3 separate regions of the Homo sapiens genome follow, and all the other regions are linked to region 1. The links are chromatin contacts, found by Hi-C in ENCODE. All regions are on one chromosome and are shown on one strand. Each heading gives the region's core, a stretch centred on a gene start or an enhancer-like site at or near the end of the contact. The rest is flanking DNA. Distances are from core to core; before and after follow the strand shown.

The links. Hi-C counts contacts between places; a loop is a spot of excess contacts on that map.
Region 2: a loop to region 1 is called in a map of endothelial cell of umbilical vein, with 2.5 times the contacts of the local background. The contact joins the enhancer-like site here to the promoter of LINC01894 in region 1. A Hi-C loop is called at or near these places in 1 of 168 maps with a recorded cell type or tissue (endothelial cell of umbilical vein).
Region 3: a map of endothelial cell of umbilical vein shows a loop between it and region 1 (2.4-fold over the local background). The contact joins the enhancer-like site here to the promoter of LINC01894 in region 1. A Hi-C loop is called at or near these places in 2 of 168 maps with a recorded cell type or tissue (endothelial cell of umbilical vein and heart right ventricle).

Annotation. Positions count from the first base shown.
Region 1 is chr18:24,985,215-24,989,941 of GRCh38, reverse strand. LINC01894 (long intergenic non-protein coding RNA 1894) reads left to right here and starts at 1,963. Exons shown (of 2, transcript NR_146903.1): 1 at 1,963-2,585.
Region 2 is chr18:25,094,764-25,099,490 of GRCh38, reverse strand. The region is part of intron 5 of ZNF521 (zinc finger protein 521); the gene reads left to right. Among named protein-coding and RNA genes, the nearest start is that of LINC01894, 110 kb to the right of the region's middle. Within about 2 kb of position 2,195, at least 2 of the 41 ENCODE cell types and tissues checked have a DNase peak (open chromatin) inside an H3K27ac peak, as active enhancers do; they include endothelial cell of umbilical vein, where a contact is called at or near this core.
Region 3 is chr18:24,911,387-24,916,113 of GRCh38, reverse strand. No RefSeq gene overlaps it. Among named protein-coding and RNA genes, the nearest start is that of LINC01894, 74 kb to the left of the region's middle. Within about 2 kb of position 1,825, at least 5 of the 41 ENCODE cell types and tissues checked have a DNase peak (open chromatin) inside an H3K27ac peak, as active enhancers do; they include endothelial cell of umbilical vein and heart right ventricle, where a contact is called at or near this core.

The DNA.
Region 1 (4,727 bases), core at 714-3,213:
TCTGGAAAGAACCAATCCTGCTGACACCTTGACTTGAACCTGGTAAGACTGAGTTCCTCTATCTGGCCTCCAGAACTGCAAGAGAACACATTTGTGTTGTTTTAAGCCACTTAGGTCATGGTAAGTTGTAGGAGAAGCCTTAGGAAATGAGTACACCAGTGGGTTACGTTCAAAGGGAAGCCTCAGCTATGTGGTTACATTCTATAGCTCTTTCTTTCTTTCTTCCTTCCTTTCTTTCTTTCTCTTTCTTCCTTTCTTTCTTTCTTTCTTTCTTTTTCTTTTCTTTCTTTCTTTTGTTCATTTGTTCTTTCTTTCTCTCTTTCTTTCATTTTATTTCTTTCATCTCTTTCTCTCTTTTCTCTTCTCTTCTTCTCTTCTTTCTCTTCTCTTCTTTTTTCTTTATTTTTTTGAGACAGGGTATCACTCTGTTGCCTAGGCTGGAGTACAGTGGCATAATCATGGCTCACTATAGCCTCAACATCTGGGGATCAAATGATCCTCCTGCCTCAGCCTCCCAGGCAGCTGGGACCACAGTTGCATGCCACCACACCCAGCTAATTTTTCTGATAGAGGTGCAGTCTCACTATGTTGTCCAGGCTGGTCTTGAACTCCTGGTCTCAAACGATATTCCTGCCTCGACCTCCCAAAGTGCTGGGATCACAGGCATGTGCCACCACACACAGCGTGGTTTTTAAAATGGGATATATATAAAAATGGATATATATATGTGTGTATATATATATAAAAATGGATATATATGTATGTATTTAATACGGAGTCTTGCTCTGTCAACCAGGCTGAAGTGCAGTGGTGCATTTTTGGCTCACTGCAATCTCTGTCTCCTGGGTTCTCCTGGGTTCAAGTGATTCTCGGGCCTCAGCCTCCCAAGTAGCTGGGATTACAGACATATACCACCACGCCTGGCTAATTTTTGTATTTTTAGTAGAGACCAGGTTTTGCCATGTTGGCCAGGCTGTTCTTGAACTCCTGACCACAAATGATCCACCCGCCTTGGCCTCCCAAAGTGCTAGGATTACAGGCATGAGCCACTGTGCCTGGCTTGGTCTTATATATTTTTAAATGAAGTGGTTGTGTGGGTAGTTACCTGTCGGATTTGCACCATTATAAAAACAAATACAAACTACTTGGCTCATTTGCAACAAAGTTTGTGCAAGAACTGTGGCAAGTGAGCCTCCTGAAGTTCAGGAACTGCAAGAGAGAAGGGTTCCTGTGAGAGCCACTCCCAGAGGTCTTGGCCAATCAGGATGGCTTCAGCAGTGAGCAAGTGCTGAGCTGAATTCAGGGGCCTCTGGAGATCAGTGCTGCTGGGCGTGGAGCAACTTACAGTGCCCCACACAGCCACCCTGAGGCCAAACAGGATGCCCCCTTTTCCTGCTTCCACACATATTCCTTAGACTTCTCCTTTTTTGTGATATTTTTCATTTTCAACTCAAACCTGCCCTCAAAATCGCTTAAATCTGATTGTGTCTTTGTAAACATGTAGGGAGTGAAGACACACCATGTGATTCGCCTCGGGCCCCACACACCCTAGGGATCATTCTTGGATCCTCTATGCTTGGACGGGACACAATTGTTTTAGTTACGTAGGACCAGGAGAATTTGCAAAGTTATCAACAAGAGCATAGGGTCAGAGAGGAAGAGTGAAGCAGAGACAGTGAACTTTAGAAGCATAATCTCATTTAATCTTTCCAATATCCAGAAATTGAGGATTTCTTAAATTCACATATACACTGAGGACCAGGAAGACTTGTTATTAAAGTTACCCATGTAAGTGGCAAAGCTGGGCTCCAAATCCAGGCTGGGTTGATTCCAAGGCTCTTGTTTTTCACTGCGCAATTCTGAAGGCAGCACAGGTTCCTGAACAAAGTGTTCTGGGCATTCCAAACTTTCAACTGTCACCAAAAAGCCCAGCAAAAATGGGGGGAAATCCTTCAGGGAACTATTCTCAAGTGAGCCACAGGAAGAGTCCTGTTTTGAGGGCAAGGCTTTTCTTGAAAACTACACTCTCTATGCAGCTCATTCCTGAAGAAGGGCTTTGGCATGTGGAGATTATGCCCTCTTGCTAGGGTACTGGAAGGGATCCATGTGGTATTGTCCCAGCAATAACTCTGCCACAGAGATATGCGATCTCCAGCAGCTGTCGGCAGGCTTCACTCCCATTCCATCCTCCTTCCTGCATCCAGTAGTCTCCCAGCCCCGCCTCACCCTCCCACTGCTCCAGAAGAATGACAGAACTCAGAGCTGCAAGAGAAAGAAGACTGAATTCAGTCTCTCTTGCAGAAAAATTGTTTTCCGTCAAGTTGATAATAATGATCACACTGAGAATGAATGACTCAAGATGAATATCCAAAGATATATCAAAACCTGGTCAGCAGTCGTGGGGAAAGGAAGAAAGCCTGAGTTGAGTTTATGAAAGTTTTCCACTAAAGTCAGCAACAGCTTAAATTCAAACCAGGCACAAGACGCTTGAATCTCCATATGAGTTGTTCATCAAAGGGCTGAAAGAAAAGAAATCTGAGCCCGAGCACGGTCTGGCCTAAAAGCTTTCAAGTGACTCCTTTCTGGTAAGGAAACTATTTCCTTTGTCTGTACATGTTCAGGAAAACTGCCTTTTTGGAGCCTGGTTCATTCTCAATTCAGGTCACAGTTATTTTCACCAGTTAAAAGAAAAAATCCTAAGCATGGAAATGTCTGCTGTTCACCATACTCACACTCACAGATGCACACACACACACACACACACAGTTATAAATACACAGATCGTGTTTATTCATACTGGAATACTATATGACTTACATGTTTATTCTAGGCTGATTTCAACTGGGGTGAAGCAGCTAGCACTCTGGTATTCAGGTTATCTATGACTCTGTTTGCTAGAAATCAGGGAAGTCATGTACCATGATATTGCCAACACGCCTTTAATAAAAAAAAGCAAGCTCAGAGCTTAAATCCAGACTTCTTTGCTAAGGAAAGTAGGCTATTTAGACAGGATTGCATTGATTAAAAGTGAGGAGGAATAGCCAAACTCCACAAGGAAATGAATCTTCGTGGCTACCCCATCTCGGGCTTCCTTTCTTTCAGCACTTGGTTTAGACAAATGGCTCTGGAGTTCGCAGGGTTTGTTCACAGTCAGTTGAGAGGGATCTCCCCTCTGCTCACTTGATTTTCAGCTTGCAAACCCTTACACAGCATTCAGATGGAACAGTAGCTGGGAGATCATGAGGGTCTTCCGGTGTGTTTCTTAACAGTGTGCCTTAACATTATTTTCTCTTCTGGCTTTTGTTTCCTTTTTTTCCTGTTTCATTTTTTCTTTTATTTTTTTTCTCTGTAGTCTAATGGGATTCTTAGAAATTAGAGCTGAAAGAATCTCTTTAAGCTTGTCTCCCTTATCCCTTTTCAGGGCACAGTTTTTAACCTAGGGTTACATTTCCATTTTTCCATCAAGGCCCCTTCTAAATGCCTCTAACTGTGGGGCTCCCACCACTTCCCTTGGGAGACTATCCCCTGACCTCACAGACTTGGCTGTAAGGAAGATTTTTTGAGAACCCATCCACCAACTCTTCTTTCCTTGCTTCATGCTACTCCTCCAGGCTGCCTCTCCTGAAGGTGGATTTGGGTTTCTGCATCCACTGCACTCCCTGCAGGAGGCACAGATTTGATATCTACACAGAGCAATGGCTATTTTTACAGGGTTCTTTTTTGGGGGAAATGTGAGTCTGCTTCTAGATAATCTGTCAGTGGACCGAGATTATAACACACCCAATTCAGGAGACTTTTACATTTACATTTGGTGTGGGGTGAAGCAATAGATGAAATGAAATCTGAATTTTGCCTATTAGCTTGTCTTACTTGCATTAACTAGTTAGTGGAAAATAAGTCATGTTGATAGTACCCTTTTCTGTTTATTAACAAGATGATTGGATTTCTCACAAGGCTGACAGGGTGTTTCTGTCCATTTTTAGAAACTAGTCCAAATAGTACTGGGGGAAAGAAGAAAGTGTTTCCCCCTAGTCCATAGAATTTCTCGGCAGAGACGACCCCAAATCACGCCCTTTGTAGACATGTTAGAATGTTCTGGCTGATGGCCTGCTCACACACCACCAAACCACTGGTGGAATTTGGTTCCCTGTCAGCCTTTCTCCATGAAACTTGAGACTCAGGAAACATTCAAACAGATCCTGAAGTTTTAGAATCATAAAAGCTGCCCCAAAATGAATTAATAATAAATATTTTAAAAGATTTATGACTATTTCTGAAACCTTAAGTAAGACAGGAACCAAGTCGGGATTTGCCCAGAGTGCAACAAATTGTCTTTTAACCCTAGTTGGGAAGAGAACAGCCATTCTTGGAAAACTTAGAGATCTGCCTGATTACAAATTTACAATTTCCTTCCTTATGGCACTGTGGAAAAAATACGTTAATGAATAAAAGCATGTGCAGCTTCCTTTATTTCTGTCACACAATGCATGTCAGTTGTGTAACTATTGCCTACCTTTTAGGGGGTCTCCTTGGGGTAATTGCCAGAAACCTAATGAAGTTTCAGGAGCCCAGAAAATTTCCCAGCTGAGTGGAAATGTTGTTTCAGGGGAAACAGTTTAACACAGCAGAATTGTCTTCTCTTATAAGCCAACACCCTTCCCTTCTTTTCCCTTCTTTGCCCAATGTCTCAGTTTTACACATTTTGCTTTAGCAGTTACTCTCATTTT
Region 2 (4,727 bases), core at 946-3,445, 110 kb before region 1:
AAGTTTTGGCTTATCAGTTTCTTGCCAGGGATAAGTTGGCAAATTAGACAGCTACTTTGTTAATGCTTTATTTGCCAGAGTATTTTCATCTTATTTTGGGAAATAAAGAAGCCAAGCACTGTAAGGTGGATTTTGCCAGTCCGCTATGTTATATGCACAGGGTTTAATGCACAAGGGAACGGAGCAAAATTTTGAAACCCAACTGACAAACAATAGATATTGTTTTACCATCAGTCTTGGCATTTTATTCTGATGAAATTAAATATAGGGTTTGCTAAGTAGTTATTTCCCATGAATTCAATAAATATTTATTGAGTTCCAGCTATGAGCCATGTACTGTTCTAGGTACTTCGTGTACATCAATGAGCAAAACAGACAAATACCCTTGCCCTCCTGGAACTTGCACTGTAGCAAGAATAGGTGAATAACCCCAAACTGAGTTCTCAACACTCTTATGGCATTGAGATGGTCAGAGCTGCCACACACCACTCTTTGTAGGCAAGGCAAAAACTGAAATGCGTTGCTGAATTGGAAACACTGCTGTCTTCAATCATTCCATTCATCTAGTCTGTTATGTGAAATGGAAACAAATGTTTTATACTTGTATTTGCGTGCTCACAAACTTTCTTTCAAGTCAGAGAACAGAACAGCACTAAAGATTAGGTGACAAAAATTTTTTGAAAGAAAAAATGTACTCTCCTGTATTCAAGTGGGTATAAATGAGGGGGAGAATTGACTGTTCAAGTAAACTGGATCCTTTTCAGTGCAACACAGTGGCACTGTGTTAACAACATCCAAGTTGTTTAAAAGCAACTCCAATATCTAATCAAACCTGGAGGACATACATCAGACTTAGTTGGTCTCAGTCCTCACTCCCGTCCTTATCCCTGCCCTTGCCTTTTCCAGAATATTTGCTAAGAAATATCCACTACTTTCTTCTTTTCTTGGCTAACAATTTTTTTCTTGGGATGGGGAGAGGAAGAATCAAAGTGATTTTATCAGTGCCCTTCCAAAACTGGTGTTTGCAGTTTTTTTTTAATAAAAAAAAAATGAGGGCAAAGTTTTACCTTTAAAGCTATTTGTAGGCACCATGTTTTCTCTGAGACTTCAACCATGGGGTCCATGTTTAGATTCAGAATGTGAAGAAGAAAAGAAGGAACTAGAGGAGCTAATGTACTGGCCAGGTTTGAAAAACATTGTAGTCTGTGTGCTTATCCCCATTCCCTACTTGTGCCAAAATACCACTGCTGAGTCCCCTCAGTTGAAGGAAAGCCACCTTTTTGGTGGGCTGTTTGTTTTACTGTTTATTGTTTGAACAACATTCCAATGTTTTCTCCTACATGAGAATATTCTAATAAGTACTTCACACAACCTATAATAATAGCCAAGGAATTGGACGATATTGCATCTCAGAGCATCTAAAATCCCACTGCCTGCCTCTCCTCTCCCTACCCACCTGGACCTCCTGCTAGTTTCCAAGCTGCTGATGTTTATGGGGCTCTAGGCAGCCCCCGGGCTCTTTAAAATCTGCTGGGTACCATGCAGCCTACCCCAGTTGAATCATTTCCTGCTCCAGCCCTGCTGATAATGAGAAGTTCAAGGCAGGAAATAACAGTGGCAATATCAGTGGCTTTGCTTATAAAGTCCAAAAGCATTGTAGCCTTTAGACCATTGGCTAAAAACAGCCAGTAACTAAGTTAAGGTAAGCTTGCACCTGTAGATCTCCTGGAAGTGAGATTCTGACTGAGGCACACAGGATGTGTATCCTGCGGCTCTTGAGATACCTAAGGGTTAGGCACTTTGTGCACACAGTCAGGGTCCAGGAACCTGGAGCTCATTTCCTCATGTCCCAGTGTCCTTTTCCTCTTATTGTAAGAGTCTCATGCCTGTGTCTTCTGTTCCTCTCTCATGTGGCGTAGAAATACTGACAGTGCCAGACACTCCCATATTGCCAGTGACAAAACTCCTAGAAGGTGCTAGCGTCGGTCTTCAGGCTGCATTCATTTTCATGGCAACTCGTTCAAAAAAAATAAGGGCAGAACTTTTTAACTGGTATGAGAAAAAACGTTCCCACAATATGCAATTCTCTCAAATTCTGCCTTACTTTGGGGGCTTAATGACTAATCTACCGGCAGACTTTGAAGCCTAAGTCATATTCTCCATTGCCAAATTAGCACCACAGTGTGTTTATGTTACAGTCATGAAACATGTGCTGTATATAATACAACAAATTATCGTGGCTGAGTGCTATGGCCCTGGAAAGAATGTGATGGCTGTGTGCATGGCAAATTATACTGCAGTCTGCCTATTTTTCTACTCCTGGTTTCTAGGGCGAGCCAATGTAGCCGAGGGGTGAGTTTTGTCATGTATGGCTTTTCTTTGTTACTCCTCGGACCCCTAGCTTATAAATGTGTGCTTGGAAATTAACTCAAGGAAGAGGAGAAGCAAAGTAAAGGGTGGGAGGTTGGGAATTGGGTTAGGGCATAGTTTTCTTAGATTTAAAAATATATATGAGGATACAGTGGTAACACACATTCGAACTGGATAAGTTACAACTGTAGGGCATTTGATTCCTCTGTTTGGATTCTGAGGGCAGAGTTTACTCCCACTCAGATCAGAGCTTTTAAGTATGGCCCCGGCCACATGGTGATATAGCAGGAGGGGTTTCTATCTGTGGACTTTAGCCTATAGATTTATGCAGTGGAAGAGGCTGGAGGACCCTTCTGGCCAGTCTTGAGGGTAAAAGGGAGAAGGAGTTCTACTTATAAACTGTTACAAATTGGCCCTCAGTAATGGCTGTAGCGTTGATCAGACGATATAAGGGGGCCCCCAGTGATTCCTGGGATAACAGCAGCATGTAAGTCAGCCACTGAACATTTGCTTGTAGCCACTCTAGATTTTTGTTTTTATTGAAGGAAAAGGAGTATAAACATGGGACACACAGTCTGGAGGCTGCTTAAAGGGTTTCTCTTGTTTAAAGCTTATATTGAAATGTCAGTGTCTTGTGTTAAACTACCAATTGCCACCTTGGAGCTCATAATTTAAACCTGTGCTTGAGCATCCAAATGGTAACTAATATTTCTCCTGTTATAAAACAGGCTAATAAATAGTTATGTAGGTCCAGGTTTTATAAATTGGAGGTATAGAAGTTGTCATTCATCTTTGAACTGGCTTTAGACAAGCAGATGGTTTTCTTAGAGCACAAAATTTTGTAAGTGATTAGCACGTTTCCTACTAAGTCAGTGAGGTTGTAGTCCAATTATGTATGCAGACGCTTTCCTTTGAAACATTTAATATTGGAGTAAATATTTACATTAGCATCAGTCTCTTTTATGTAGACTTGATTCCTGTTTACATTTATGTTCACAGTTAAATGAAGATTAACAAATGGAAATAATTATTTTAGATGAAATTTCTATACATGTGAAATGATTTCTTAATTATACTCAAAGCAGCTTTGGTCATGCCTTTCCAGTGGGTGACCAAGACAGGAAGTTGCTGGCTTCCAGCATGGTCTCAATGGTAAAGGCCCCACTCTGACACTGGACCCCCATTGCTAGGCACATATACCTCCCTCAGTATCCAACAGAGAGGGGTATTCTGTGTGTTCTGGAAAGATACAGGCTCATACAGAAAGCTCCATGTTTGCTCATATAGCTAAATTGCATTCTGATAGTTCTTTCTCCCTTTCCTTGTGCTAATTTTTGTTTTTGTACATACGTGGCTAGAATACTTTTAAGTTTAATTGGGCAAAACTAGAGTTTTTCTAGACTTCATAATATTGCTCATTTCCTATCTAATTTTTTAGCTAGCAAAATTTCAGTGTTGTAATCAGTCTTCATTAATAGGGTTTAGAAAAGGTAGGTTTTTCCCTCTCTCTTTCAATTTCAAAGTACCCTACAAGGCAAATTGTGCTCATTGTAGAAAATCTGGAGAATATAGATAAGCAAAAAGGAGAAGAAAAATCTAGAAGTTTCGTTCGAAGATCCCATCTATAATTCTTAATTAAAAAATAGGGCTGTACTAGCCTATTATATCCTTAATGGAATATTGTAATGGTTATTAAATCAATTGACTCTGAATCTCTTTTTAATAAATGAGTCAGGCTGTATTATCCAATTACTGTCAGCTGCTACCTTTCCAGAGAGCAGAATTGGTTATTTTGATTGAATTTTTTAAGCTTTTTGGCACCTTTAGGAAGAGGAGGAGGAAAGACACAATTCAGGTTATGCTTTGTGGGCAAAATCCTGAATAGAGGTGCTGATAGTATCCCATCAAGAACATTGGCTTTAAAAATAAAACAGCAGTTACATTTACTGTTCTTTACTACCTTATACCAGATAGGGGAAAGAAAGGAGAGTTTTGAAAAGAGATGGGGTTTAACTCAGCCAGATCCCCCCCACCCAATTCTAAGGGTTTTCAAGAATTCTTTGAAAAGTCAGACATGGCTCTCAGCCATACAAAGGTAAATATGGAATTAGAAGAGAAGAGTTAAAGACTCTGAATAAGGATAAACTTTTGAAATTCTTACTATAAATAAGTTTCATTTTCTTTTACTACCTGTGCTGCCCTCAATTAAAAAAAAATACAAAATGAATTATATTAACCAGTTGTTAGAATGTTTTGTGTTACTATCTCTCTTTCTCATTATACATTTGACCTTGAGGTAATAAGCAAGTGTGAAGATGGGGGAAGGGAGTAGGGAAATGAACAAAGGTGAGAGAAAA
Region 3 (4,727 bases), core at 576-3,075, 74 kb after region 1:
TGCCTTCATCACATATAGAGAATATCACAGACAAAAGGCACTGCAATTCACATTTTACTTCCATTTCAGCAAAGGGTGGGATAGAGAGGAAGGGTAGACACATTTGACTACATGGTCAGGACAGACCAAATTCATTCCTATTCAGCTAATGGGGAATTTTGAGTAAGGTAAATGTTGCCTGTCTGATATTTACATAGGGCATTAAAACTTGCAAATCTCTCGTGTGTGTGTTTTTTTCCCAAAGACTCAAAGACCAGTTTATCATCTAAAACTTGCTTTATTTTCAAAATTATGTCTGCCTAGGTGAATGCATTTTCTCCGAGAGCTCGAGTTTGTCTTTAAGGCAACATTAATGACTGATGGTGAGTCATCCCGTTTTGTGGCTTGTACAGTAGTTTATATTTATGCAAGAGCTTAAAATTCAACTTTGAGCTATGTCCACAGCAGGGAAGAACAATTAGTGAATTCATTAATTGTACTTTTGTGTACACTTTTATTCTCAAGACTAATTATTTGTTTAAATTATTTTTCCTCCATCAGAAGTGTCACTACATGGAAATATTTCAGCTTAGGTTTCTGGTATGAAATATAAGGTTTAAGAAGTTCCGACGTTCTTATGAAATATAATCAGCTTTCATTTGCTAATGACAGACACTCATAGTGGAGCCTCTTATTTAAGCAAATGAGCAATTAGTTTGGGGAATAAAAGTGTACAAAGAATAGTGATTCATGGTGCTGCTTATCCTTCCTCCCTGATGTGGACAATGGACATCTTGCATGTTTGACTTTTAAATATAATCAAACTCTGGTGTACCATAAGTTGGAATCATGCAGTTTTATGCAGAGCAATGCTATAAAAGAAACACATCAGTTGCCAAGCCAATATGCTAGTGCACATAATAAAAGTGGGGGCTTCAGACTTTGTGGAGAGGAAGAAAAACCTCCTCCTCCTCCTCCTCCTGTTTCTAAATTCTCTGTGTGTCTGGGCTGTAGCTATAAGATGAACCAGCTGCTGCTGGAGCGGATGCCTCTCAGTGCACACAGTTCCAGGTGTGTGGCCTGAAAAAAGATTGATGACTTAGTATAGGCACAGCCAGCTTCCTCCACCAGGTACAAGGGAGGGACGGCGGAACACATCAACAGCCAGCCGTCCCTTCTTGTGTCTTCCCAGCCTGGCTCAACCCTCCGGGAGCTGCACAGTCCAGAATGCGCATCAGGAGAAGGACGATAAGGACTCAGTCAAGGCCTCCTGAGTCCTGGTGCTGTGCTAGGCACGTGACCAAGGGATTTCATCACCACCACCTCCCGAGGAGGTGGCATTGTTATTCCCATTTCTCAGAAGAGGAAATGAAGGCTCAGAACCTAGAGTGAAACCCAAAACAGTGTGCCATAGGACATGGTTCACTCATTCACTCACTCATCCATTCAACAAATATTTACTGAGAGCAAATTACAAGCCTGGGGATACAGCAGTAAGCAAATTAAAGATTCTTACCTTCGAAGACTTTAGTGATACATAGATGAATTGATACTATTCTAGTGAGAAATATTTGTCAAATGAATGAAGTTTGGACAAACGCAGCCCAGGCCTATACCAATATTATTATTGCAGCATCATCACTACCATCTCACAACCACATGTGTGTCCCTGCTGTGGTTTTCACTCCAAGAGAAAAAAAAAAAAGCCAAGGACATGTTATCAAGCCTCCAAGAGGGAGAAGCAGGAAGTCTGCAGCCCCACCCTGACTGCCCTAGTTATATCAGGGGCCAGTTTATCAATGGTGGCCATGGTGGGCTGTGGATTCATTTCCTCCTCCCTTGTTCAGGAAGGACTACAGTAGGAAGTGATTGTAAACCCCATGGCCCGGGGAGGGTGGACTCTAGAAAGTGTTTTTGCCATCTCTGCAGGAAGACAGTGCTTCTCCCACCAACAAAGCCAAGGAAGGAATGCTGCCAGCCCCAGATATCAGGGAGAGCAGAGGTGATTTTCGGGCTGAAAATATAGAGAAGGAAGATCTGTCTGTAACTCCACAGGGGCTGGTTTGTTTTTTAAATGCCTGTGTTCTGAATCTGGTCACACTGTAAAATCTGTTCGGATCATCACAGGAATTACAGATGGGAAGGACCTATGAGGTCATCTCTCCCAGCACTGCCTGAGGAGGATTCATCTCCACACAATACTCTAGGAGCACTCTTTCCAGCCTGGTTTAGATGTCCCGGAGGAATGTGCTTCCGCCCTGTCCCTCAGGAGCCAATTCCAAAATCCACACGCAGTACGTTTTAGACTAAAGATGTGGCCTGGGTGGGGGTCTGTTTTTAATTATCCAAAGCACTGAACAGAAGCCTGGTGTCATAAAAAATTGCTGAGGGCCCTCTCCTGCTTTTCCCCATGGTGCCTTCCCACCCTGCGAGGCTGCACTCTCAACTGGGAGGCACCAGCCCCCTGGCAGGGTTTCAGAGCTCATGGGAGGTGCCAGGTGGCAGGACTGACGCAGCTCAGTGGGGTGTGCCATGGGTCTTGGGTTGGCCAATCATCCTAAGCACATGCAACCAGAAAAACAATGCTTTCTAAACCAAGCTGCTGTTCCTGCAGCCTCACACAAGGCTTTTTCTAAATCCAGCCTTCCTGCCTAACACCCTTCCTAGGCTTAGGGGTAATCATTTATGGACCCAAAGATTTAGCTGCAAGATGTTCATCACAGTGTTGTTTATGACTGTGAAAAGTTCAAAACCAATCTTCGTGCCCAGTGATAGAAGACTGGTTAAACAAATCATGAGCAAACCATATAAGGTATAGAACGTTATGAAGGCATTCCAAATACTGCCTCAGAGGAGCACTAATGATGGGATTTTTTCATCATACTCTCAAGTGAAAAAAGAGAGGTTACAAACAGCTTGTATCACACACTATTGTTCTCTGTATGTTTTTCTAAAATACATGCCTGAAAAATAGGATATTGACATGATCATCTCATAGTAAAGAAGTGACAAGTGATCTTTTCTTCGCTGTTACTTTTCATCCATTTCTACAGTGAAAATCTTTAGCTTTTGCCATTAGATGTAGAAATGTTACTTTACAACATTAAATGCTCCTTCCTTTTGAATGGCTGCATTTCCCACCTTCATCATTAAGAGGATCCCTATAATCAGAGGAGGAAATGGGAAAGACAATTAGCCCCTCTCGCCTGAGCTGGCTGCCGGATAGCCTGGGTGTGAGCCTGTCTCTAGGAGTGCTAAGCTGATGACAACAGCAAGCTGTGATTCAATCCCACAGTAGCTCCAGCATTAATTTACTAAATGGGCTTCTGGAAGTTTGAAAGGGTAAATGCCCTTCCCACTGCAGAGAAGAGTAGGGCCAAGGAGTTTGATGCTTATCTGTGGAAACAAGAAAACCGGCCTAGGGTTTTCTGATGTAGCATCGTATGTTCCAAACCAGAAGGGACCTTAGTGAAGATCTGTAGGTAGCTATTGTAACATTTTGTCTGTGAAGAGGAGATGGAGACCCAAAACAGCCAAGTATCTTATTCTTGTATATACAAACCATGTTGGCCGAGCCAGGACTGGACCCTGAGTTCTACTCTAACTCTGTCTCCAATGTTCTGTCTCTCCTTTATTTGCTCCTCAAACTCTTACTCATACTTCATGGTCTGACTCAAGCATCATCTTCTTAGTGAATTCTCCACTGTCCCTAGGCATAATTAGTCTTGCATCTTTTTTATCACTGTCCCTAACACATAATTCTATTGTTGCATTTTCTATACTACATTGCAAAGAGGTATTAGGAGTATGATGAGGTGTGTGAGTAGTCTCATGACATTCTACGAAGACCATAGCCTTAGAGCAAGATGCAGAAGAATTTGAATCCCCAGTATCGCCCTGGACACATGATTACACTTCTTTGAGTCTCACCTAATACCCACAGTTACTTTGCTAGGTTGTTGATATCATTAGAGCTCATGATTGCAAAGTTTTTGGCACATAGTAGGTGCTCACTAAATCACGGTCCTTATTATTATATTTCCTTCACTCGACAGATGGTAAGTCAGGGACCACATTCTGCTTAATTGTTCCTCCACATAGCAGCTGAGAAGAGAGGCCATATGAGAGCTTCAATTGACCCCTGAGGGGAAGGAAGACCAGGAAAGAACTCTAGGCCCCTCAAATTCAAACAAATGAGCTCAGCACAATACATTAGTCTCCCCGTTCTTCCTGAAGTAGAGAAAAGGATGAGGATCTCACTAGTGACACTGTCCTGCCTGCATCTACTCAGGAGGCTAAAGCAGAAAGCAAACTATTCTAAAAAACGATGGCACCAGGGTGCTCCAAGAGCCCAGGGACAGCACTTAGGCAGGAACAGTGGCACTGCCCACCAGCATGTAGAGGAGTCCTGCAGGCCATGGCCACTGGTCTTGGGCGCTGGATGGAGAGATAGCGGCAGACTACAGATATACCAAGCCACCCTCAGTCAGTACCCTCCTCTGCCCAGAACTGGGAGTGCCAAACTAGCAAGGGCATTGGCAGAATTTACCAGTTGAGAGTGGGGAGTAGGGGCAGCAGATTCTTGAAGAAAGAACAGGAAAGGGACCCTCCTTGCACAGGAGAGCAGACATACCTCTGTCTTTTTTCCATCTGGGCCAGACCCTTAGGTAGGGCTTTCCACCTTCAATCTCAGTTTGAGCAGCACTTCCTTGGGGAAGCCATCCCTGATGCCCTACGCCCCCTTTAAT